Linked DNA regions of Homo sapiens: region 1 is linked to region 2. Evidence: chromatin loops called from intact Hi-C (ENCODE). Cell type or tissue: right lobe of liver. All regions are shown on one strand. Each heading gives the region's core, and the rest is flanking DNA. Links, peaks and the distances in the headings are about the cores only.

The links. Peaks named below come from ENCODE experiments on the same cell type or tissue, not always from the same donor. Only the 100,000 strongest peaks of a DNase experiment are listed, where the experiment ranks them.
Region 1: a loop joins it to region 2, with 2.2 times the contacts of the local background. A loop is called at or near these places in 2 of 110 quality-filtered maps.

Annotation. Positions count from the first base shown.
Region 1 is chr22:43,394,389-43,406,178 of GRCh38, reverse strand. LINC01639 (long intergenic non-protein coding RNA 1639) reads right to left here and starts at 5,848. Exons shown (of 4, transcript NR_146918.1): 1 at 5,725-5,848; 2 at 3,948-4,074; 3 at 1,297-1,400. In right lobe of liver, for the core only: a CTCF peak has its summit at 5,628; DNase peaks (open chromatin) are centred at 6,038, 6,607 and 8,908; H3K4me3 peaks cover 290 bases; H3K27ac peaks cover 2,742 bases.
Region 2 is chr22:43,470,064-43,481,853 of GRCh38, reverse strand. It overlaps MPPED1 (metallophosphoesterase domain containing 1), which reads right to left. Exons shown (of 7, transcript NM_001044370.2): 4 at 6,893-7,118. Among named protein-coding and RNA genes, the nearest start is that of EFCAB6-AS1, 40 kb to the left of the region's middle. In right lobe of liver, for the core only: a CTCF peak has its summit at 5,291 (motif pointing right); DNase peaks (open chromatin) are centred at 2,473, 5,313 and 7,253; H3K4me3 peaks cover 1,376 bases; H3K27ac peaks cover 3,348 bases.

The DNA.
Region 1 (11,790 bases), core at 1,173-9,172, 75 kb after region 2:
CGCAGTCTCCACAACACCAGCTGACCCTTGCTAAGCATTTGCTCAGCCTAGGGGCTGTGCTGGGCTCCTCATTCAATCCTCATGACCACCCAACCTGTTCACTGTGGAGTGGTGGCAACGGTGGCATGAACTGGGACACTATGAGGTCCACAGGCTTCCAGTCACCCCCTCCAGCTGAGCTTCTGATTTGTCTAACATCCCCGAGCTCAGTATCCCCACCCAGAGAGTAAGTTGCAGAGCCTGGGGCATCAGGCTCTGAAAACCAGGCCCTTATCACTGGGGACATTTTTCCCTACCGTGGGAGTTTGGGTGAGCTCACCAGCTCATGGCAGGTCCCCTGTGTCCTCTTCTCTCTGGGATTGACATCTCCAGAGCTGCCCCTACCGCAGGCTCATTTGCCCATGCCACCCACAGAAGGCCCAGGTGTGGGGGCCAGCAGCAGGAACCCTGGGTTCAAGTCCAGTAGTCTGACCCCAGAGCCAGGTCAACAGTGGTGCCAGAGTCAAATGTGGGGAAAGAAGGAGCCAAACAGGGTTTGCTCCTGGGACCCAGGAAAGGGATGAGTGAGGGAGGTCCTGGCTCCAGCCATGAAAGCCCAGACCCAGATCTCTGCCCACCCCCAGCCCCAAACACCACCCTCACCCACACCAGACAGGTCCATGGGTGGCTCGGATAAGAAAGGGCTCGGGACATGGGCCTGAGTCTTGGCACGAGTGTCCTGGCCAGGACCAAGCAGACCCTGCAGCGAATGTTCGGGGGTGCAGAGGGCTGGAAGATGAAGGCAGGAGGCAGCAGCTCAGAGCGGGCAGCTTCTTCCAGGGCAGTGAGAACCAAAATCTGTGCATCCCCATGCCCTGTCCCCTGTCCCTTACTCCTGCATCGGGCAGTACCCAGGTCCTGTCCACCTGCTCCCGAATCCGCCTGCAGTCCCTCCGGCCCTCCCCACCCTCAGGCCTCACTGAGCTCCCGGCTCACCCTGCCCAGCATCCTGTTTGGGGAGGGGGTCCTGCCTGTCCTGCCAAAGATATGCTCACCCAGGCAACCTCCCCCTCCTGGCCCACCATAGGCTGTGGCTGCTCTGTCCTCGACCTTGGCCCACGGCCAGTGGTAGGGTCTGGGCCTGTGAACCTTGGGTGGAATCAAGAGCGAAGGAGGCAGCTGGATGGGCCTGAGGTCCAGCAGCACACAGCTGAGGCTTCCCGCCATGCAGGCGCCTTCTGAGAGCCCAAACCAGCACCACCCAGAGCCCCACCCCATTCCTCTCCTGCCAGAAGTCCCACTCCCAGTATCCCTCACCTGGGAGAGGCACCGCAGTGAGCTGGAGAGAGCACAGCCTGAGGCGTCAGACAAGCCTGGGCCCTCTATGTGGTTGTGGGCAGGGTGCCGGCCTGCTGCCTCACCTGTAACATGAAGGAAAAGACACTGCCCTGCAAGGTTGTGCCAATGGCATGGAATCAGGACCGTGAACTGCCTAGTGCCAGCTCTGATTCCAGCAAGTACCAATCAGCGGTGGTCCCCAGGACAGCCAGCAGGTGCCTGCCCCAGCCTCCCCAACCACAACAGGTCCCATGCTATGCACTATGGGACCTGCATCTCCATTCCTACTACCCAGAAGACACTCAGTCAACACAGCATGCACCAGGATGCATCAGACAGAGGATCCTGGGAAAGCACCCTAAAACGGAAGCCATTATCCAATGGTGAGAGGCACTTTCCCAAGGAGACAATGCAGGAGAACTTGGGAGAGATCACAGAGCTGGGGGAGGCACAGAGGAGCTGGGGAAGAACAGGAGAGCTAGGGAAGGGATAATTGAGGTGGGGAGGGTCAGGAGAGCTGGGGAGGTACAGTGGAGCCGGGGGGAGGGTCAGGAGAGCTGGGGAAGGACAGTAGAGGTAGGGGAGGGACAGAGAAGCTGGGGAGGGACAGGAGAGCTGGGGGAGGGACAGTAGAGGTGGGGGAGGGACAGAAGCTGGGGAGGGACAGGAGAGCTGGGGGAGGGACAGAAGAGGTGGAGGAGGGACAGTAGAGCTGGGGGAGGGACAGTAGGACTGGAGGAGGGACAGGAGAGCTGGGGAGGGACAGTAGAGGTGGGGGAGGGACAGAAGAGGTGGGGAAGGGACAGTAGAGCTGGGGAGAAGGAGCAGTGCTGGGGAAATAGCACCAGACAAACTTTGCAGCTGCCCCCTGCTGCCCTCCTCAGAAAATAGGCCTCTCCCCTGCATTCCTGCAAGGTCCACCTGCTCCCTTTGCCCACTGCTTTTCCCCTGCCTGGGACCTGTTCTACCTTTGGGAACATCTACCTGTGAGAAGTTTTTTCTTCTGTTGAGCTTGGAACTTCTCCCTTTGCTTCTCACTCCACCTCCAGGACTGCACAGCACCCTCAGCTCCCTCCTGGGTTCCCCAGGGAGCCTTGGGGCCATCAGTGGAACTCCCTGAGCCTCTTCCTCCCCAGGCTCCACAGCCTGCCCTGCAGCTGTCTTGGCTAACCTGGCTGCACACCCCTGCCCTTCTCTGGATGAGCCCCAGTCTCTCTTTCCCCTCAAGGTGAGGAAGCCAGACCAGCTCAGGCCAAATGCAGCTCTTAGCAGGGTGTGGATGACACAGAACCCAGCTAGGCAGTGTCATGTGTCTGCCATGGCAGTCATTCACACCCTACTCCAAATGTTTCCAGCTATTTTCTAACAGCGTAGTTGAATTAAGGTCCAGTGGCCCAAGCCTGTGATCTCAGCACTTTGGAAGACTGAGGCGGGTGGATCACCTGAGGTCAAGAGTTCAAGACCAGCCTGGCCAACATGGTGAAACCCTGTCTCTACTAAAAATACAAAAATTAGCCACGTGTGGTGGCGGGCACTTGTAATCCCAGCTACTCAGGAGGCTGAGGCACGAGAATCACTTGAACCCAGGAGGCAGAGGTTACAGTGAGCTGAGATCATACCACTGCACTCCAGCCTGGGCAACAGAGTGAGACTCTGTCTCAAAAAAAAAAAAAAAAGAATAAAGTTAGACCTGGTGGGGACCTCAGTGCCCTTCTCCAACCCCACTCTATTCCTCCACTGTACAAATAGGAAAACTGAGACCCATGCTGAAGAAGAAGGAAGTGTAGGAGAGGAAATATTCTCTCCTCAGATTCCAGGAAAGGATAAATGGCTCCTGAAGAGGAGGTCAAGGTGTGAGGGCAAGACTAAAAAGAAACTTTTATGTTTTCTGTCCAGGATTGTTAATGCCTATTACCTGAGGCTGCAGAGGCTGCTGATAAACTTTACTATCTAATTCATCAGGAAAGAATCTATTTTGCCAATGAGTCAAGTGAGGTCAGAGGCACTGAATGACTTGGCCAAGGGTGCATTGCAACCCTGCCCAGATCTGCATGACCCCAACCTCCACATACTTCCACTCCCTGACACCACTCTGCAGGCAGCAGAGGGGAGGAGAAAGGTATGTGTGCATGTGCAGTCCCCAGGCCATCACCCAAGGGGACAGCGCTCAGCCTCCCTCCTGACTCCCATCCCTATACTCCCCTGACCACCCTGACCCTGCAAACCACTCACAGAGATCAAAGCTGCTATGTTTGAGCATCCCCCTTGAGCTGGTCACTCTGCACAAATTATGCATTTAATCCTCATAACCACCAGGAAAGATGGCAGTATTATCTCCAGTTTACAGATGACAAAATTGGGCTGGAAGAATGGACTTACCCAAGGTCACACCTTGAGTCTCTGGTAGGGCTGGAGTGGCACCCAGTTCTAGTGCCACTAGCAAAAGAAAAAGCCCAGGCAGGGGCAGTGCAGAAACTACTCAAACTCTATACCTCCCACTGTGTGTCCACAGCAGACATCACTAATCAATCACAGAACTCTTTCCTATTAAACTAGAATCCTTGCACAGGGCTCCAGGCAGCCATTCTGAGGGCTTGGCCCTAGAAACAATATCCACTCGCCACTCCTACCTGGGCCAAGGTCCTCTTGGAGCAGTCTGAACATTCCACTCCTGCCCTTGCACTCTTATTCAGCTGTGACAGACCAGAAACTGGCCCAGAATCCCAGAGTATTAGACTGGAAGGAACTTTAGGCAATCTGTGGGCATATAAGTGAACAAAGAGGTGAACTGACCCATGCATACAGCAAACTGGTAAAGCAGCCTCCGCACCAGGCCAGGCCTGGAGTTCCTGCTCCCTGTCCCCACCCCAGTGTCCACCACTCAGTTTCCCCAAAATGCAATGGAGCCCTGGGGACTGCCAGCCTTGCAGGGTGCCCCCAGAACCTGTGCCCCACAGGCAAAATGGCAGCTGGAAGTTTGGATGGTTATCTCAAAGCTTGCCACAGAAGCTGGTATCTCCCTGTGAAAGACCCACTGGGCTCCCAGAGGCAATTACGTCCCTGTAGGGCTGGGTCTGGAGCTGACCAGGGCCACACTGTGGTCCAGCAGGGCTCTGCCACCTCCACACTGCCATCTCTCCCCAGACCTTCCTCTCCTCACAGCTCGTGGGGTCTCCAGTTCTCTGCCTTGAAGACAAGCATACTTTGTATCTCACTGAACCAAGGAAACCCTCACCAGCCTAAACCCTAAGCTGCAGCCCTTCCTGAAACTCCTCTCTCCCCTCCAGTGTCTGCCTCCCTCAAGAGCCCTCTACTTGGTACCCCACTTCTCCACACCTTCAGGTACGCCCGGTGCACCCACCCCTCTCCATCTGCATTCATACTTGCTCGCATCAACTGACCTAAGAAACAGGCCTCTGTCCCTCCCACCTCACCCTCCTACTCCTGCCCCATCTCATCCACCTCCTCAACTGAGTTTCCTTAAACAGCCATCGCAGGTGCCCTCTCTGCTTCCCTGCCTCCTCAGGCCAGGCCAGGGCCACCAACGTTCTCCCTGGTGTCTAGTGTGGTCTTGCTCAGACCTCATCCTGCTCACTCCTGGCATATGGGCCCCTCCCCCACTCTCAGCCGCCCGGCTGTGGCCCTCAAGTCTCCATGGTCTGGTCCCAGAGTCCAGCCTCATCCAGATGCACTGACCAACTTTCTTCTCCTGCCCTGGGACTCCATGCTGGCTCAGTCCTCTGCACCCTTGATAAACAATCACAGCAGCAATAACAAAGATACTGCTTCTCTAGAACGAACATGGGCCCATCACTGAGCTGAGCATGAATTAGCCAGTTCCGTCTTCCATCAAACCTATTGATTTGTTGACTCCAGAAAAATTCAGTGAATGCCTACTCTGTGCCACTCACTACTCTCAGCACTGGGGATACAATAATGTAATGATGGTATTGTTCCAATTGCACAACTGTGGAAACTGAGGCCCAGAGAGGCTAAGTGACCTGCCTGGGCTCACACAACCACGAGGTGGGTTCCAAATCCTACACCCGCACACACACCCGTGCCATGGCCTCCCTGTGGGCCACACACTCCAGAACCCTGCCCCCATCCCCCACTCCTCTGTCGCCCCTGGAGCCCAGCATCCTCAGTGCTTTGTTCTCTCCAGAAGCCCCCTCCCACCACCGCCACCACCCGCCGCCAGCCCGGCTGCTGCCTCCCTGGGAGCTGCTGCCAAGCCGTCAGCTCCTGTCATCACCCCAAGGCAGCCAGAGGGAGCACCAGCAGCAGCTTTGGCACACGCCACCTCCGGCCGCTCCACAGCCACCAGGCCAGCAGGATGGGCGCCCCTCCCGCAGCCATGCCATGGGAGTATCAGTGCAGGGGGATCCAGCCCTCCCCATTACAAACCAAGAAACCGACGCTGGAGAAGAAACTCTGAAGTTCAGCCAGGCCTCCGGTGACAGTGGCTAAATTTGTAAAATCAACCCATCGTGGTGATGATCCAAAGTCTCTGGAAGGCAGTCCCTCTGCTGGCATAGTCCCCTGTTCAACCTGCCACCAGCCTCTGGGAGCTCAGTGGGGTGGGGCACTTCCTCAGAGGAGGGTTCTGACCTCCGCTCAGGTCAAAGTTCCCTCTCAGGTGCCCATGGCACCCACCCCAGGTGCTCCGCCAATAGTCAGCCCTGGGGTCACCCAGCCCTGAGGTCATCCAGCCCTGAGGTCACCCAGCCTTGAAGTCACCCAGCCCTGAGATCACCCAGCCCTGAGGTCACCCAGCCCTGAGGTCATCCAGCCCTGGGGTCGCCCAGCCCCAGCTCCCAGGTGACCTCCGTGGAATCACTCCTGTCCCCTCCCCTTCCTCCTGGTCAGGCAGGTGACCGCGGACGAGGTGTGGACTCAGGTCCTGTCCTTGCCTGCCTTCCTGCTATCCCTCCTGGGGGAGGAAGCCCTGGGAGGGAGGCGGGCGCCCTGCTGGGGCCACATGGGGACCGAGGAGCACACGTGGCCAGGCCCGACCACCACGAGACTGTGCGGGCCGCCTGGGGCTCCCCCACAGGCGGGGAAGGCACCCCCGCTGCGTGACTCTCTCGGCTGCCACAGGAACCTCGTCCGAGGAGTTTAAGGAAAAAGGTTGTCCTCTGAGGGGGCCATAGGTTGAAGGAAGGGGCAAGAAGGCAGTGTGTGGAACAGACAGGCCCACGCGGCTCCCAAGTCGCTGCCACCTCCAGGCTCCAGGTCTCCTCCCCGGGTTCAGAATCACAGGAGAGAATCCCATTGGGTTTCACTTGGGTCACGTGTCCAGCCTGGACCAATCAGCCATGGCAGGGGTGGGGCCATCTGGAGGGAGTCTGGCCAGTCCCAGAGAAGAAAGAGCCTGTGGGCGAGGCAGTCACCGACACGCAGCTTCCCATTTTACAGGAGGGAGGTGGACAGGCCCCCAAGGAAAGATCCCTGGGCACTGTGTCCTTGCGTCTCTGGATCAACCCAGACAAAGGCCCTGCAGTGGGAGGGAGCCACGTGTGCCCTGGTGAAGAGGAGGAAGAAGAGGTGTGGTAGGTCCCCAGTGGAGGTGTGTACCAGGTGTGCCCTGGTGGAGAGGAAGTAGGGTAATGTCCCAATGGAGAGGACCCCCGAGGCGGCCGACGGACTTCGGTCCATGCAGCAAGACAGACATGAGAGACCCCTGTTTCCAACAATGACACTGGTAATAGGAGCCCAGGAGATGACTGGGAGGAGGGAGGGAGTGGACAGGGAGAGATAGAGGGTGAGCAGCTGAACCCAGGCCACTGAGGACAGGTAGAGGGAGAGGAGCCACCGGCCTGGGCTCCTCCAGGACACCCAGTGGGGCTCGCTGGGTGACATGGGGGGATCGAGGGCAGGAAGCCAGCTAGGGGGAGGATGAAGAGTTCAGTTGGAAACACTTGAGCATGAGGTTCTGTGGGGTACACAAGAGAGCTGGCTAGAGGGCAGGGGCCACAAGGAGAGAGGCCTGAGCTTTGATCGGGGACTTAGGGGTGACTGGCAGTGACACAGGTGGCCCAGGAGGCCACGGGAGTAGTCAGGATCTTATAGGAAATGGCCAGAAGAGAGGGGGCCAGGACTGGGTCCTGAGGAACCCAAAATCCAGGAGAAGGGTGCAGAGGAAGGAGTGCGGGGAGAGCAGGGAGGGGTGAGACCAGATCCTGTAGGAGAACTTGGACTTAGCAATGGGATGCCATAGGGGACCTTGAGGAGAGGGTCCCCATGGGGGCTAGGATGATGGTGATAAGAAGGGGAGACATCCCCCGAAAAACGAGGCATCTCCCTATGCCTCTGAGTCTCCAGCACTCGGGAGCGATCCTCCATTATGTTGAGAATAATGACTCCAGTGTCCATCGGGGGCAGAGGTTTCCTTGGCTAGAAGAGACCACTGTCTGAAATGTGTTGGGAAATGGCTGTGCTGTGTTCCCAGGGCCACCTAGCAAAGCCAAGGTCATCCACATTTGACAGATGGAAAATGAGGGGAAGCAGCTCATCCAAGGGGCACATCCATGGCAGAGCTGGGACCAGGATCAGGACCTTGGTGTCCAGCCTCTCTTCCTGGCCCTGACCACATCCCAACTGCTACTTCCAGTGAATGTCATGGCCATAGTGGGGGAGACTGGTTAGACTTCCTCTCCTCAGGCCTTGGCCCTCCTTCCAGGGGCCTGAGCCAGACCTCTGCTTGACCATGATGCCCTCTTTAGCCCGGCCTGGGGAGGCCAGGAAGAGCCCAGCCTGCAGGTGCCCCAGCTCTCACATGGAGGCCTCAGGTGGGGTCAGCTCCTGCCAAGCCCCGGATGTCCTGGGCAGATGCCCACTCTGGTCACCACCAGCAAATGAACTCCAGAGAACAGCAACCACACTCACTAGCAAGCCAACACCAGCAACCCCACATACCAGCAACCCCGCACACCAGCAGCCCCGCACACCGGCAGCCCTGCACACCAACAACCTCAGGAAGGAGGCAGTGGGCATTTGAGTTCTCAACGAGGGCAATTCCAGGACTATTGTGGGAGCTTTGGCACTTGTTGGACCAAGATTCCCGTTCTGACTCTGCCACCTGCCACCTGCCCCCTGCACAACCTTGGGCAAGTCCGGACACCATGTCAAAACCTCAGTTTCCTCATCTGCAAAATGGGCTTTCTATGCCCATCTGCCAGGAAGATGAGGATTAAGGGGCCCCCCTTTGGATAGTTGCCTGGAGAGCGAGGGCCCCTGTTTATGTCAGGTATTGAGCTCAGCACCAGCAAAAGAGGCACAGGTGATCCAGTGCAGAGCCCAGCCTCACATCGCTCACTCCAGGGTCCTGATATTTCCTATAAATGTGATCCAGGATTGAGTTCCTGGTTCCCTGCCTTCGTCTGCACCATGCCCTCTGCTTACTGTGCCCACACCATGCCAGTTTTCCAGGCTGTCGCTAGCCCTTGGCCTGTGTCTGCACCCTCCAGGCTGACCAGTGCCAACGTGGTCCCAGCCTTCTCCCTCTCTTTGGCGGCAGTCATTGGTGCCACACAAACAGCCCATCTGAAGCTCACGTTCAAACACAGCCACCCACGGGCCCAGGACACTGCAGGAGCCAAGTGGACGCCCCTCCCCTTGCACCCCTCGCAGTGAGGGAGGGCGGGCAGGACCAGGCGGCCCGCACAGGAAAGCGGGTGTTTACACTGCAAACAGAGGCTGAGCAGAGATTGTGCCGTGGATTCAGCTTCAGGGAGGTGCAGACGCCCAGGTGCCAGGCCTGGTGTTTGCCCCCAGCCCCAGGGGTTCTTGCTGCCACCCGCAGCGCGGAGCATTGCTGAGCTGTATTTGCCCCCAGCGCTCAGCCTGTGCCGTGTGCGGTGGCGGCGGAGTGCCCTGGCTACAGGGCAGCCGCTGGTGCCTGCTCACCCTCCGCAGGCTGCTTCCTTCTGCCTGGGATTCGGCTGCCATGGCGCCTGCTGCTGAGCAGCCCGGCTCTTAACAGAGATGCAGGACCGATCCTGCTTCCTGCCCCAGGCCCTGCCCCAGCCAAGGGCCCACCACCCCCAGCCTCATCAGCTCCCCACTCTCTCTGTCCTCACCTCCCTGCCTGCCACATCACCCCAGACTCTAATCACTGTGAGCGCCGCCCCAGCAAAGGCCATTCCAGCCCTCCCTCATCCCTTTGACAAGCAGCCCTGGTTTGGGCCTCTCTGCTCCTGCCAGTGGTGGAGGTGAAGGAGCAGCTTCTACCCAGGGGGCGAAACAGAAGCCTGGAAGAGAGGCCAGGACCTCAGGCTCTGAGCCAGGCGCCCAGCCCCACCACTCAGGGGCCGGGTGGTGACCTCGGGCAATCACTGTGCGGCTCCGGGCCCCTTTCTCCTTCATCTGTAAAATGGGAAGATGCCAATCTTAGTCTCCACCTCGCAGGGCCAGCATGAGGATTAAATAAGTCAGGGCAGTAGAGCATTTAGAAAAGTATCCAGCTGGGCGCCGTGGCTCACGTCTGTAATCCCAGCACTTTGGGAGGCCGAGGCAGGCAGATCATGAGGTCAGGAGATCGAGACCATCCTGGCTAACATGGTGAAACCCCGTCTCTACTAAAAATACAAAGAAAAATTAGATGGGCGTGGTGGGGGACGCCTGTAGTCCCAACTATTCGGTAGGCTGAGGCAGGAGAATGGCATGAACCCAGGAGGCGCAGCTTGCAGTGAACCGAGATCGTGCCACTGCACTCCAGCCTGGGCGACAGAGCAAGACTCTGTCTCAAAAAAAAAAAAAAAAAATAAGAAGAAGAAGAACTAAAGAAAAGCGCCCAGCACAGCCTGTGAACTCCGCAGGTGACAGATGGTGGTACCTCACTGTCATCACTGTGCTGGGACCAAGGGAGGTGCCAGGAACTGTGGGCCCAGAGGAGGGTGAGGGTGCCTTACACACCTGCCTTCATCCTCACAACCCCTGAGAGATGACTGTTGCCAGACCCCTGGAATACAAGAGGAAATCGCGCCTGAGCCACCAGGCCGGGTAGAGCCTGGATTTGACCCACCAAGCCCGGGTGAAAGGAGGAGGGCACAGTGCTTTACTGTGGTAGGGAGGTGGCTTCCCGAGGACCTACCCAGGGCTCACCAGGGCCGATCCCAATGTCTCTGTCCCTTAGGAGGCTGGCAGCCCTGGGGTCCCATCTCAGGCAGAGCCAGGACAGCTATCCCTCCCACTGGTCCACATGTCTGGCCCAGCTGTCCCCTCCACTGAGAGGCCTTCGAGTTTCCCAAGGCTTCAGCCCCATCGGACCCCCCCACACTGGGCTGGAGCCGTGCTGGGCAGAGCTGGAAACAGGGACAACATCACCAGCCCCTGGCATCCAGGCCCTCCCTTCCAGGCTGGTGAAACTCCATGTCTGTACCAAGGTCACCTCTACTATCCACGCTGAGCGGCTGGGGTGGGAGGGAGCCACAAGGAGCCCCCTCTGCTCTCAGAGCCCCCCCCACCAGCATTCTCCTGCCCAGAATTTCCCCAAGACCCAACTCTCGTCTCGACTGCCTTAAGCCCCAGCGCTTGGCAGGATGACATATCTTGGAACAAGCAGGAAGAAGAAGGGAGGCAGAGAAAGCCCAGCAGCCTGCTGGCCAAGGCTGCCTGCGATTCAGGAGGAGCTGGGATCCAGCCTCATTCCCTCATCTGTGTGGTGAGAACCATGGCACCTAGGGGAGGCCTGGCATCCTCTCTGAGCCTCAGTTTCTTCATCTGTAAAATGAGGCTGATAACATCAGGCCCTGTGCCACAGGACTGTGGAAAAAAGTACCCAAGATGGAGTTCCAGGCAGCAGCAAGCAGGTGGTAAGCACTCAATGGAAATTAGCTGTGCCTGTTATCATTGCCCCATCCAGGTCCCCCACACCAGCTCTTACATGAGAAAGGCTTTGATGAGTGCTATAGCATGCAGCTGGCTTATGAAGAAGGGTGGATGTGGGAGCAAAAAGGCCTGGCAAAGTGGGAAGAGCCTGGTGAGGGGGTCAGGCACACATAAGCTCAAGAGCTGACTCCCTGATGTAAGAGCTGGGCCACCTTGGTCATGCTGTTTAACCTCTCTGGACCTCTTTGCAAGAATTAAATGGGAAAAGGTGCATGAAGGGGTCTAGGAGGTGTCAGCACACAGTAGAAGCTTCATTAATGTCAGTCTCATTAGCCCTTCACTCCTTGGATTTGTGAATAGTAGAGAAAAAATGCTCTTACACACCTATGCATTCTCCGTCTCCCGCCATCTCGCTCGAAACCCTGATTTGGCCAGGCCCGGTGGCTCACGCCTGTAATCCCAGCACTTTGGGAGGCCAAGGTGGGTGCATCACCTGAGGTCAGGAGTTCGAGACCAGCCTGGCCAACATGGTGAAACCCTGTCTCTACTAAAAATACAAATATTAGCCAGGTGTGGTGGTGCATGCCTGTAATCCCAGCTACTGAAGAGGCTGAGGCAGGAGAATCGCTTGAACCCAGGAGG
Region 2 (11,790 bases), core at 2,156-10,155:
ATGATGCTGTGATGGAACCCTTGCTGGGGAGGGCAGGGCCCAAGATCCAGGGGACACAGGAGGGGGCATCTGGCCTTCAGCTTGAGGGTGAAGGGGATGGTATCAAGGGGGCGACATGGCAAGCCAGCAGGGGGCACAGTTAGGCCTTGCTTTAGAGAGAGCAGCACGGAAGAGGAAGAAGGAAACAGAGGGGAGGGAGCTGGTGACAGGCCTGGGAGGAACCCCAGAAAGGTTCAATCGCAGGAGAATAAACCTGGCCTGGATTTTAACTGAGTCCCCACAGCTTGCCATCCATCCATTTGGTCACTCATCCACTCATTCATTCATCCAACAAATACTTATTATGAGGAACCAGACTCTGTACTGGGCACTGGAGTTAGGTCTATGAGAAAGAGAGATCTGGGTCCCTGCCCCTATGAAGCCTCAGACGCCCTAGTAGGATAAAGAGAAGATAAATCAACTGCCGGAGTAATAAAGACAGGGCGGTCCTACACTGAATGGCCCAATGGAGGAGAGAGAAGCCAGACACAGACCCCACGTGTCAGATAAGGGTGGTAGGAGTAAAGAGGATAGGCTTTCTACACATGGTGCTAGGCCAGGAGGGTGTCCATGTGGAAAAACCCTGAACAAGATCCCTATCTCACACCATCAACACAATCATTTCCAGTGGATCCAACACCTGAACATAAGAGGCAAAACAGCAAAAGTTCTGGAAGACAATATAGAAACAGGGCCAGGCAAGGTGGCTCATGCCTATAATCCCAGCACTCTGGGAGGCCGAGGCAGGTGGATCACTTGAGGTCAGGAGTTTAAGATCAGCCTGGCCAACATGGTGAAACCCTGTCTCTACAAAAATACAAAAATTAGCTGGGCATGATGGCAGCTACCTGTAATCCAAGCTACTCAGGAGGCTGAGGCAGGAGAATCACTTAAACCCAGGAGGCAGAGGTTGCAGTGAGCCGAGATCATGCCATTGCACTCTAACCTAGGCGACAGAGTGAGACTCCATCTCAAAAAAAAAAAAAAAGAAAAGAAAAGAAAAAGAAATAAGTCTTCATTATTTCAGAGAACAGAAGATCTCTGCAATAAGGTACCAAAAGCATTTATCACAAAGAAAAACACGAAGATATTTGACTACACCAAAATTTAAAACTTCCGTTCACCCAAAGGCTCTGCTAAGACAGGGGAAAGAGAGGTCACAGAGGGGGAAAAGCTATTAGTAACATCACAACTGGGAAAAGGCTCATACTCATAATCAGAATACATGAAGAATCTCCATGAACCAGTAAGAAAAAGACAAACAATCCAATTATTGTTTTTAATGGACAAAAGACTTGAGCACTTCCCAAAAGAGGAAATCTAAGTGGCCAATCAACATGGGAAGAGATTCTCGGCCTCACTGGTCATTAGGGGAATGCAAATGAAAACCACCCAGAGACACTGCACCAGCACACACCCGTGAGAATCAACCCACTGCAAGGACTGAATGAGAACATGCGAGCAAGCACTGAGCAGGGGGTCTGGCTTGTGCAAAGGCTGGGTAAGCAGAGGATGCCAACAGTCACAGGCCCCTGCCCCCAGTAGTTATAGGCCCTTGTCAAACCTGAGCTCCTGGGAGGCAGGCTTGATCCATTTCAGGGTCTCCCGAGCCCTGCACAGAGCCAGGCACGTGACAAACCACAGCGGGCCTCAGAGTGTGTGGCTCAACAAACAAGGAAGTCAAAACCATTACGATCTAACCCACTGAGGACTGCTTGAGCCCAGGAGTTTGAAATCAGTCTGGGCAACAACATGAGACCCCATCTCTACAAATAATTTTAAAAATCAGCCGGGCGTGGTGGTACATACCTGTGGTCCCAGATACTTGGGAGGCTGAGGTGGGGGGATCACTTGAGCCCAGGCAGTCGAGGCCGCAGTGAGCTGTGACTGTACCACTGTACTCCAGCTAGGGTGACAGAGCAAGACCCCATCTCCAGGGAAAAAGAAAATCTGACCTACCATTCTCCCAAGCAGAGTATCTCTTAGTGGTAACAGAAGAAAAGCCAGTTGCTATAACCATATGTTTGCTTTTTGCTTCCCCTTTCTAGCTTGCTATGTAAAGCCCTCAATATCAAGGCTAGCCTCCAAGTCTAGCAGAGAGAGGACCTCCTGGGAATGGGTCCATGCATCCCTCTGCTTAAGGGGGAATTTCCAGCCACAGGCAGAGGAACTGTGGCCCTGTAAAGGGGAAGGGGCTGGAAGGGCACTAGGCCCACCCACAGCAGACCCCCTGCTTGCATGCCCCTCGTGATGGGCAGCTCACTGCTTGGTAAGGCCACATCACCTCTCCCCTGGGCGCCTGCCTATGGGGGAGTCTTCCCTCACTGGTGAGACTGCCTCCTGTCACTTCCCTCTGTCCTCTGCTCTGCCGTCTACCTCCTAAGGCCACATGGTGAACACGTCTGCCCCTCAGCCTGGTCGGCCCTGCCCACATGTCCAGCTGCAGCAGCTATTAGGTCACTCATTGCTAGTGTTTGTTTCATCCCTGCTCCCTGCCTGCTGGTCTAACTGTGCTTCTAAAGCTGGAGGGAATGCCTCCTGCAGTCCACGTGGTAGCCAATATGTTGAGGGCAGAGGGGAAGAAAAGGAAAATCTGGAACATCTGAACTTCACAATGATCACAAGCAGCTCCATCACCTGCACCCCCCGAATGAGCTGCCATATGCCCGGGTGGCCGGCGCCAGGGGAGTGGAGGGCCCCAGCCAGAACCTCAACAGACAGCTGGGGAGGGGGTGCACAACCCCCCCACACCCCACTCGACACCAGGCAGGATCAGCAGCCAGGCCGGCGGGTTCTTCAGCCGTGAATACAGTTTTAGGGGCTGGTTAATGCCACTTCCAATTGTGGAGCTTCTAGCATCACCTGGGGATACCGGCAGCTGAGGGTCCCTCTCTACCAAGAGACTCTCGTAGGGTAGTGTCGCACGCTCCCTAGATCACGTCATGTCACCTTCCCACTTACTGGGAAGCCCAGGGCTCAGACAGGCTACCTGACACCCTCAAGGGAGAAGGCCGCCCCGCAAAGTCCTGGCTACCAGCAGCACGGTGGGTGGACGGGGGTATGGCCGGGGACCCAGGGACCTGGGTTCTGGCGGCACCAAACACAATCTGGCTGCCCAGTCTCTGCTCTCTTGCTGTCATCCACCCAGGCCCCCGGAAGCCACACTCAGCTCTGTGGTCCCCAAAATGCCCCAGGCCCTCTCAAGTCTCCTGGCCTTTGCCCAGGCTGTTCCCTCTGCCTGCCACACCCTTTCAGCTGCACTTAGCTGCCTGTATCTCTTCAACCTCTGGCTTTCCCCATGGGAAGCCTCCCCTGACCCCAGCACCCAAGGCCCCTCCTTCATGGCTCTTATTGATGATGGAATTGGTTGTTGACTGTCTCCCACGAGAACGTAAACCCCATGAAGGCAGCAGCAGTGTCTGTCTGTCCACACCATGTCCCCAGGGTCTCCCTGGCACTCTGTACATCCTTGATGAATGAATTAACAAGTTTATTCCTGAGGGCATGAGGATATCAGCTCAATCCCCAGGCCTCAATCTCCTCAGGGGGCCAAAAAGGCCCATATGCACCCAAAGGCTGTTCTGAGAACGGAGGCCTGCCACACGGGATACGTTCAAAAAGGCCACTGAATGGCCTCCGCCCTGGAGCAGGAAGAGCTAGGACTGGCAGCCTGAAGGGCCACCCCGCGGGTGCCCTGGACAAGCCACATCCCTGCCTGAACCTCTACCTGCCCTTCTGTAAAATGGGGTAATTGCAGGCCTAGCCCTGCCTTGGGGTTTGTGGAATAAAACTAAATAGTTATCCTCTTCCTCGCTCCCCAAGGAGCACCCCAGTAATAATAAATGACCACAGCCACTCTCCAGGGCCTTCCTTTGAGCCAGGCCTTCACCTGGATGGGCCCAAGCAGACCTCACAACCCCCCAACAAGGCAGGCGGTGTCGTTTCCCCACTACACAGAAAGACCAGAGAGGCTGAGCCACCTGCCCAAAGTCACACAGCTGAAAAGTGGTGGTATCCCAATTTGAACAGCCTCCAGTACCCAAAGGCCCTTGTCTGGGACCTCACTGGCTGCAGGGAGGGTTCACCAAGACCCTGTACATCGTGAAGTCCAGGGAGATGACAGCAGGCACCTGCCGAGGCCAGGGAAGATGAGACAGCCCTGCACCTCCCCATCTTCCCCTCTGCTCCATGAGGAGGCCGTGGCAAGATGAGACCAGGTCCTAAATCTGCCCACAGCCTCCAGCCGCCAGGTGGCCACCATGTGGCACCAACCAGGGCAGCCCAGGGGTTTCCCAGACACTCTCTGCTGGGGCATGGTGGCAGGGACCCAGCCTCCCAGGGGAGGGTAGCGGCCAGAGTGGCTTGGCATCCATTCCGTGGCACCACAGCAGCAGACGCAGGCAATCTGCTCACCCCGGTTGGAAACTGAGTGAAACTTGCCCAACAAATGAGCCCAGGTCTCACCTCCACCACCTGCTCCCAGCCCCAGACAGGGCCTGAGAGGAACAGGAGGAGCACCAGCTCACAGCCTCCCTTGCGGGATGGAGAGAGGGGGCGTTCAGCCCTTGTGTTAAGGGCTGTCAAGTGACAGGCCCAAGAAGAGCCTGGCACAGGGCCTGACACATAACAGAGGTTCAGACATGTGGTCTCCCTCTGCCTCCTCTGCCTGTGGAAATCTCATGCCTCTTTTGGCCCCAGTTCAAATGCCCCCTCCAACAGGGAGCCCTCCTGGATCTCACCAAACCCCTTCTGGAGCAGGGTAGCAGGGCCCCTGAACCCACCTCCTGGGCTCGAGTTCCCTTCTCTGTCCTTCGGCTTCTCCCACTCCCTGGCATGGCACAGGCTGTGTGTGTGCACCTGGCTGGTAGGGGGGTCAAGGGGAAAGCTTGCTGGGTCCTCCTTCTAGACGGCCCTCCTGGTTTTTGGCCTATCAGACTTCTCCAGATCTGAGCTCTAGTGGCCGGTGAGGCAGACTCAGCCACCTCCCCTCCTCTCCTTGTCCTTGGTACTGACCTCATCACATCCTCAAGTGCCCAGAGGTCCTTGTCTGGGACCTCACTGGCTGCAGGGAGGGTTCACCAAGACCCTGTACATCGTGAAGTCCAGGGAGATGACAGCAGGCACCTGCCGAGGCCAGGGAAGATGAGACAGCCCTGCACCTCCCCACCTTCCCCTCTGCTCCATGAGGAGGCTATGGCAAGATGAAACCAGGTCCTAAATCTGCCTGCCGCCTCCAGCCACTAGGTGGTCACCATGAGGCACCAACCAGGGCCACAGGGGTTTCCCAGATGCTCTGTGCTGGCAGTAGCTCTCTCTGAAGTCCTTCCACCCAGGCAAGCCCTTTGTGCCTCTAAAGGGCTCCTTAGCCTCGCTGACTGTGCTGCTTCCTGATAGTGCAGCCTCAGGCCACGTTACTCCTCCCTGCCTGTGAATACCCTTCTCTTCCCTCAAGGCTCAGGTTACCCCACCTCCTCCAGGGAGCCTTCCAGGATCAAGCCACACTTTTAAGCATATGTGATCTTGCCCTTCCATGTATGAAGCCCACCTCACCCTGCCAGCACTGGGCACCCTGTGGCCGCTCATTCTGTCCACCTATAGAATAGGGATAATAAATCAGTCCTCACAGGGCTGAGTAAGGATTAGAGATAAGGTTTATAGAGCCTTTAGCCTAGGGCCCAGATTACTGTAATTGCTCAGAAATTATTTCCTGCCATCACCATCATCATCATCACCACCACCCCCACCATGATCATCACCATCATTATCACCATCACTACCCTCACCATTATGATCACACCACCACCACCACCATCATCATCACCACCATCACTACCACCACCACCGTAATCATCCTCATTACCATCATCACATCATCACCATACCACCATCACCATCTTCACCATCATCACCATCAGCATAACCACCATCATCACCATCATCAGCAGCATCGCCATCATCATCACCATCATTATCACCATCACTACCCTCAATATCATCATCACACCACCACCATCACCATACTATCATCACCCTCACCCTCACCCTCATCATCATCATCACCACCACCACCACCACCACAACCATCATCATCACCATCACCACCATCATCACCACCACCATCATCACCATCACCACATCACCATCACCACATCACCACCACAACCATCATCATGACGATCATCACCACCATCATCACCATCACCACCATCATCACCACCATCACCACCACCACCACCACCACAACCATCATCATCACCACCATCACCATCACATCACCACCACCACCACCACCACAACCATCATCATGATGATCATCACCACCATCATCACCATCACCATCATCACCAATATCATCATTATTACGATCATCATCTCCCCCAGCCCCTGACATATGCATCTTTTTTTGTATGGAGCAGGAAGACAGCATTAGAGAAAGATTCCTAGCATTATAGAATATTCATTAAAGGCAGGGGTTCTGGAACCAAATTGCTTGGGTTTAATCCCAGCTCTGCCCCTTCCTAGCTGTGTGACCTTTGGCAAGGTCCTCACCCACTGTGGGCCTCAGTTTCCTCACCTGTAAAATGGAGATAATAGTACCTGCCTGTAAGTGAGCTAGTACAGCATAGCATAACACAGGTTACAGCTGATAATACTATTTTCAGTGAGATGTGGGAAAACAGGCCCAGAGAGCAGCGGTGACCTGCCTAGGTCACACAGAGGGTAAGGGGTCAAGATTCAGTCCTGAGCCTCGCATCCGGAGCTCCCTGCTGCTACTCCCATCCCCTACACCCCCTGCGCTCAGCCTCAGCTCTGGTCTCACCAGCAGGCAGGACCAGCACCCAGGCCCACTCACCATGGGGAGCCATAGATCCGGAAGCCCCGCACGGTGACCTCCGAGTCCTGAAGGTAGATGCAGTTGGTCAGCAGCGACTGCACATTCTCATAGTTCTCCGGCTTCAGCTTCGACACAGATGGGAAGTAGTAAAAGTCCTGCTTGATGAGGTCGGCCATGAACTCCTGGTCAAAGGTCAGCTCGTGGTTGCCTGCGATCACGATCTTGTACTCGTAGGGCAGGCTGCCTGCAGGGGTGGACACAGACAGACACACAGCACACAGCCGTCAGCTTGTCCAGAAGCCACAGCACGGCTGAGAGAGGGGCGGGCAGGAGGAAGCTGCATGAACTCCTGGTCAAAGGTCAGCTCGTGGTTGCCCGCGATCACGATCTTGTACTCATAGGGCAGGCTGCCTGCAGGGGTGGACACAGACAGACACACAGCACACAGCTGTCAGCTTGTCCAGAAGCCACAGCATGGCTGAGAGAGGGGCGGGCAGGAGGAAGCTGCTGGAATCGCTGACAGGGGTACCTGCTGCCAGGCCCCCAACAGGTGTCTTCATCAGATCAAAGGAGGCAGCAGCCTGATCACTGTCCCCACAGTCCTGCCTGTCCAGGCCTCCACTGGCCATCGGCCCCCTGAGATCATCGGGAAGAGGCTGGACAGGTTCCTCCCAGGCTGCTGAGCTGCAGAGTGCCTGGCCTCATCCTGGGACTTCTCTGCCTCAGTTTCTTCTGTCTGGACTAGTTTTCTACTGGAAGAAGACCCCCACGCTGCATCCCCAGCCCTAGCTGTCACTGGCCTCACGGTCCCAGGCCCCCACCCCCTGGGTATCTTGGACTCTTTATCCTCCACTTTCCAAAAGGAATTGCAAGGTCTTTGCAGAGCCCAGTTCAAATGTTTGGAGACCCCACACTCAGGAAACATTATAGTACCCACCCCTACTGCCATGGAAATTCAAAGCCAAAACAAAATCTAGATGGAATCAAAACAAAAATGTCTATGTATACAGCCACTGAATTACAATAGTGTCATTCCAGCTTTGCTGTGTGCGAACTTTTGGGTAGTTCTTCCAAGGTACACATCTTTCTCTCTCTGGGGTCCAGTTTTCTGGATGCCCTAGGCAGGAGTGTGCACTGTCACCCAAGAGAGACTGGCTGGGGGCTGGTTTCTCGGCAGCTGCCCGGCAGGCCTCACCCACCAGGCTGGCTCTATGCAGGCGCAAGACCACCACAGCTGTTCGGTCTCAGTAAACGCCACTCGCCCCTGCCCCCTACTCCATCTGAGAGCCAGCCTGACCCCAGGCTTGGGCCCCTGACTCCCCACTCCCCACCAGCCTCAGCTGCTGGGCACTCATGGGCCTGGAGAGTCAAGATGGTACCTGTAAGCCCTGATTTGGATAAAAAATGAAATGTTGAAAGTGCACTTGGAGACCCAAGCCTTTCTCCTGGCCCCTCCTGGGCCGAGAGTGACCTGGAGGGTCAGGCAAGTAGCAAAGACGCCAGCACAGCACAGGGGCCTCGGGGTGGATGGGGACCCAGACAGGAAAATGGTGACATTCCATAACCAGTTCACAAAGCAGTAACTGTGGCTAACAAAGACCGACACCTCGCGAGGCATCCCCTCTATCCCTGGAAGACCATGACCTTCATCTGCTAAAGCACACACAGGGCAAGGTGCCAGAACACTTGTCTGGCCATCAGGCTCCAATGAGCCCCTGACACCCCCTTCACTCCTCACCCTCCCGGGGCAATGCCCAGCAGCACGGGCACCGTGGTCTGTCCCCTGGGACAACACAGCAGCCCAGGAACAGCAGAGCCTTTTCCACCATGACCAAAAACTCTACCTCTTCCGCTGTGTGAGCATTCCATGGGGAACCAAATTCCAGAAATGCCTCTGCTCCAAATACTAAGGATTGTTTTTCTTATTGGAAACGGATGCTTGCAATATGGGCTGAGACTCGGAAGATGTGCCATCACACTCAGCTCTCAGGAAGCACTCTAGGAAGAGCTCGCCTCCCCAGCCCTTACGTGAGCTCCAGGGAAGGGTAGAGTGAGGTTTACAGCAGTACATGTCCTATAACTACAGCCATTATTATATCCTAATAGCAAGGAAATAGAAGGGTCCAGTGCCCCGTTATAAGCTTCTTCTCTACCCCCAGCTAGATGAGACCTGTGCCGTCTGTCTAACCACGTGCCCTATGGCCACGGCAAATGGCCAGGTCCCAGCCTGGCCAGGGAGGGTGGGCCAGGGCGGTAAGAAAGGGAACCCCAAGGCGAGACAGAAGTTTTCTTCAGAACAGGCAGAAAATCCCAATCTACTCATAGCTGACTCACCAACCACCTCAGACTGCTTCACAGGTTTGAGAAAGAAAGCACTGCTCTTTCTTCTTCGGGATTTATCAACTCTGGGGCGGGGGACCACTGGTACATGGGGGCCACTGGTACTTAGCAGGCCACAGAATCTCAGCTCCAGCAGCCTGGATCCCAGACCCACTCTGCCACCAACCCGCTGTACGACTTAGCTTCCCTGTGCCTCAGTTTCCTTACCTGTAAAATGAGAAAAGTAACAGCGACCTTGCAGGACTGTTCTGATATTATAGAAGATAATCAATGGAAATGTACAAAATTTTGATGTTCAAAAAAACCAAAGAGCTTCCCTGGGCCAGAGTTTGCAAACTAGAAGCAGGCAGGCCAGACCCATCCACAGACATATTTTGTTTGGCACAACTTTTTTTTAAAACTTGAATTTGTTGCCAACATCAAAAATTTGAGAGATTCCTAATAACATTTCATTACTTCTGTTTTCTAAAAATAAAGAAATAAATACAATTTAACTGGTCCAGTCAGGAAGTGCTGAGTGTCTGTGTCCCCTTGGACAGGATGAATGCGTCCAGCTGGCCCCAATCCCCACCTGTCCCTACCGTCTCACACCCAGTCCACTTCATTCATTTGAAGGTACCGCCCACTCTTAACAGGCATTTGGGTTTCTGTCCCTGGGGACATGAAGGGAACAGCCTGGCCCTGGCCCGAGGTTCTTCCAGTCAGGCTGCTGGGATGAGATTCTACAAGCCCCTTCCACCTCCCTGACCCTCCTCTTGTACATCAGAGCCCACCCTGATGGACGCTGGGAACTCTGCTTGCTGTGCTCATGGGAGAGCTCCAAGAACATGGATGCAGGCGTGTTTGCTTCCCCCAGCTCTGTCCCTAGCAGGCCCCAGCAGGAGTCTGGCGAATGAAGCCTCCCACAGCCCCACAGTGCGACCAGGCATGGTACAGAGAAGCCCTCTCCAGTGAGGCTCAGGCTGCGGAGAGGAGGGAAGAGGGCTGCGTGGGCCTGAGCAGCTGGTAGTGGGTCCGGGAGGACACAGCAGGAAAGATGGCCACTTCTGGACCGCTGGTGGAGAGCTGAGATCTCATTTCCCTAGAGCACCCCCAAGGTACTTGGTTTTATTATCTCCTCTTTGCAGCTGAGCAGAATGAGGCTCAAAGGCTGGGAAACCCACCCAGGCCCCACGGCTGTGGAGGGGGACGCTGGTCCAGCTGACCCCACCCCTCTAGACGGGCACCTCAGACTCCTCCAAGGCCAGCAGACCCCTCATCGAGCCCCTCCCCAAACACACTGCAGCAGGGAGGCAGCCAGAGCCCCCAGCTCGGGTTGGGGGTGGCCACCATCGCTGCCTTCGGGCTCTGATTCACCACATTTCCACTTCACATCACCCATCCATCCTGCAGCCCAAGCTGGGGGTGCAGAGCCAGTGCTCATGTATTTATGTCATGTCTTTGACTGGGGGTGTTACTGAAGCAAATTAGCAAATTACTCCAACTGTACAGTTTCATTTATTTCTGCAGCTCCCGACTACTGGGGATTGGGCGGAGCGCAGAAGCTGTCAGCTCTCCCCTCTTCTTCTCACCTCAGCAGCTGATGACTGAGGCTTTTTCCCTCCCAGAAAAGGGTGGATGGGGCACAAGGCCCAGCTCCCATACATAATGCAAGGGAGCAGGGCAGGAGCCACCACCTGCTGGGGTGACACCCTCAAACACTGTCTGCTCCATGGCTTGGAGGCAAAGGGACATCCACTTATGAACACAGAAACTGTCCAGCACCACATCCCTCTGAGTCCAAAGTCACAAGAATGCCTGTGGGTGTCCACCTGGACTTGGCAATTCACCAGCTGTGCATAACCTTCACAGACACTTAAGTGTTACTATCCCCAGGTAAACCTGGCGAAACTGAGGCCCAGAGAGAGCTTGCCTAAGATGAGACAAATCAATAGCAAAATGACTGACAATTACAGAGGACAATGGACATTTGGTAGACCCTATGGCGGTATCCTGAGGTGTACTCTGCACCATCATGCTACCCCGCCTCTCAGTGGATGGATGGATGCATGGATGGATAAATCGTTTATAGATGGATGGATATATGGATGCACACATGGATAGATGGATGCATGCATGGATGAATGAATGGTTGGTTTACAGATGGATGGATATGTAGATGCACACATGGATGGATGGGTACATGGATGGATGGTTTATAGATGGACGGATGGATGAATGGATGGCTTACAGATAGACAGATGGATGAGTGGATGAATGGGTGCTTTGTAGATGGATAGATATATAGATGCATACATGGATGGATGAATGGATAGATGGCTGGTTTATGGATGAATGGATGGATGAATGGATGGTTTATAGATAGATGAATAGATGGATGAATGGATGCTTTGTAGACGGATGGATATATAGATGCATACATGGATGGATGAATGGATAGATGGATGGTTTATGGATGGATGCTTTATATATGTATGGATATATAGATGTATATATAGATGGATGAATGGATGGATGGATGGATGGATGGATGATTTATGGATGGATGGATGGATGGGTGGCTGGATGGATGATTT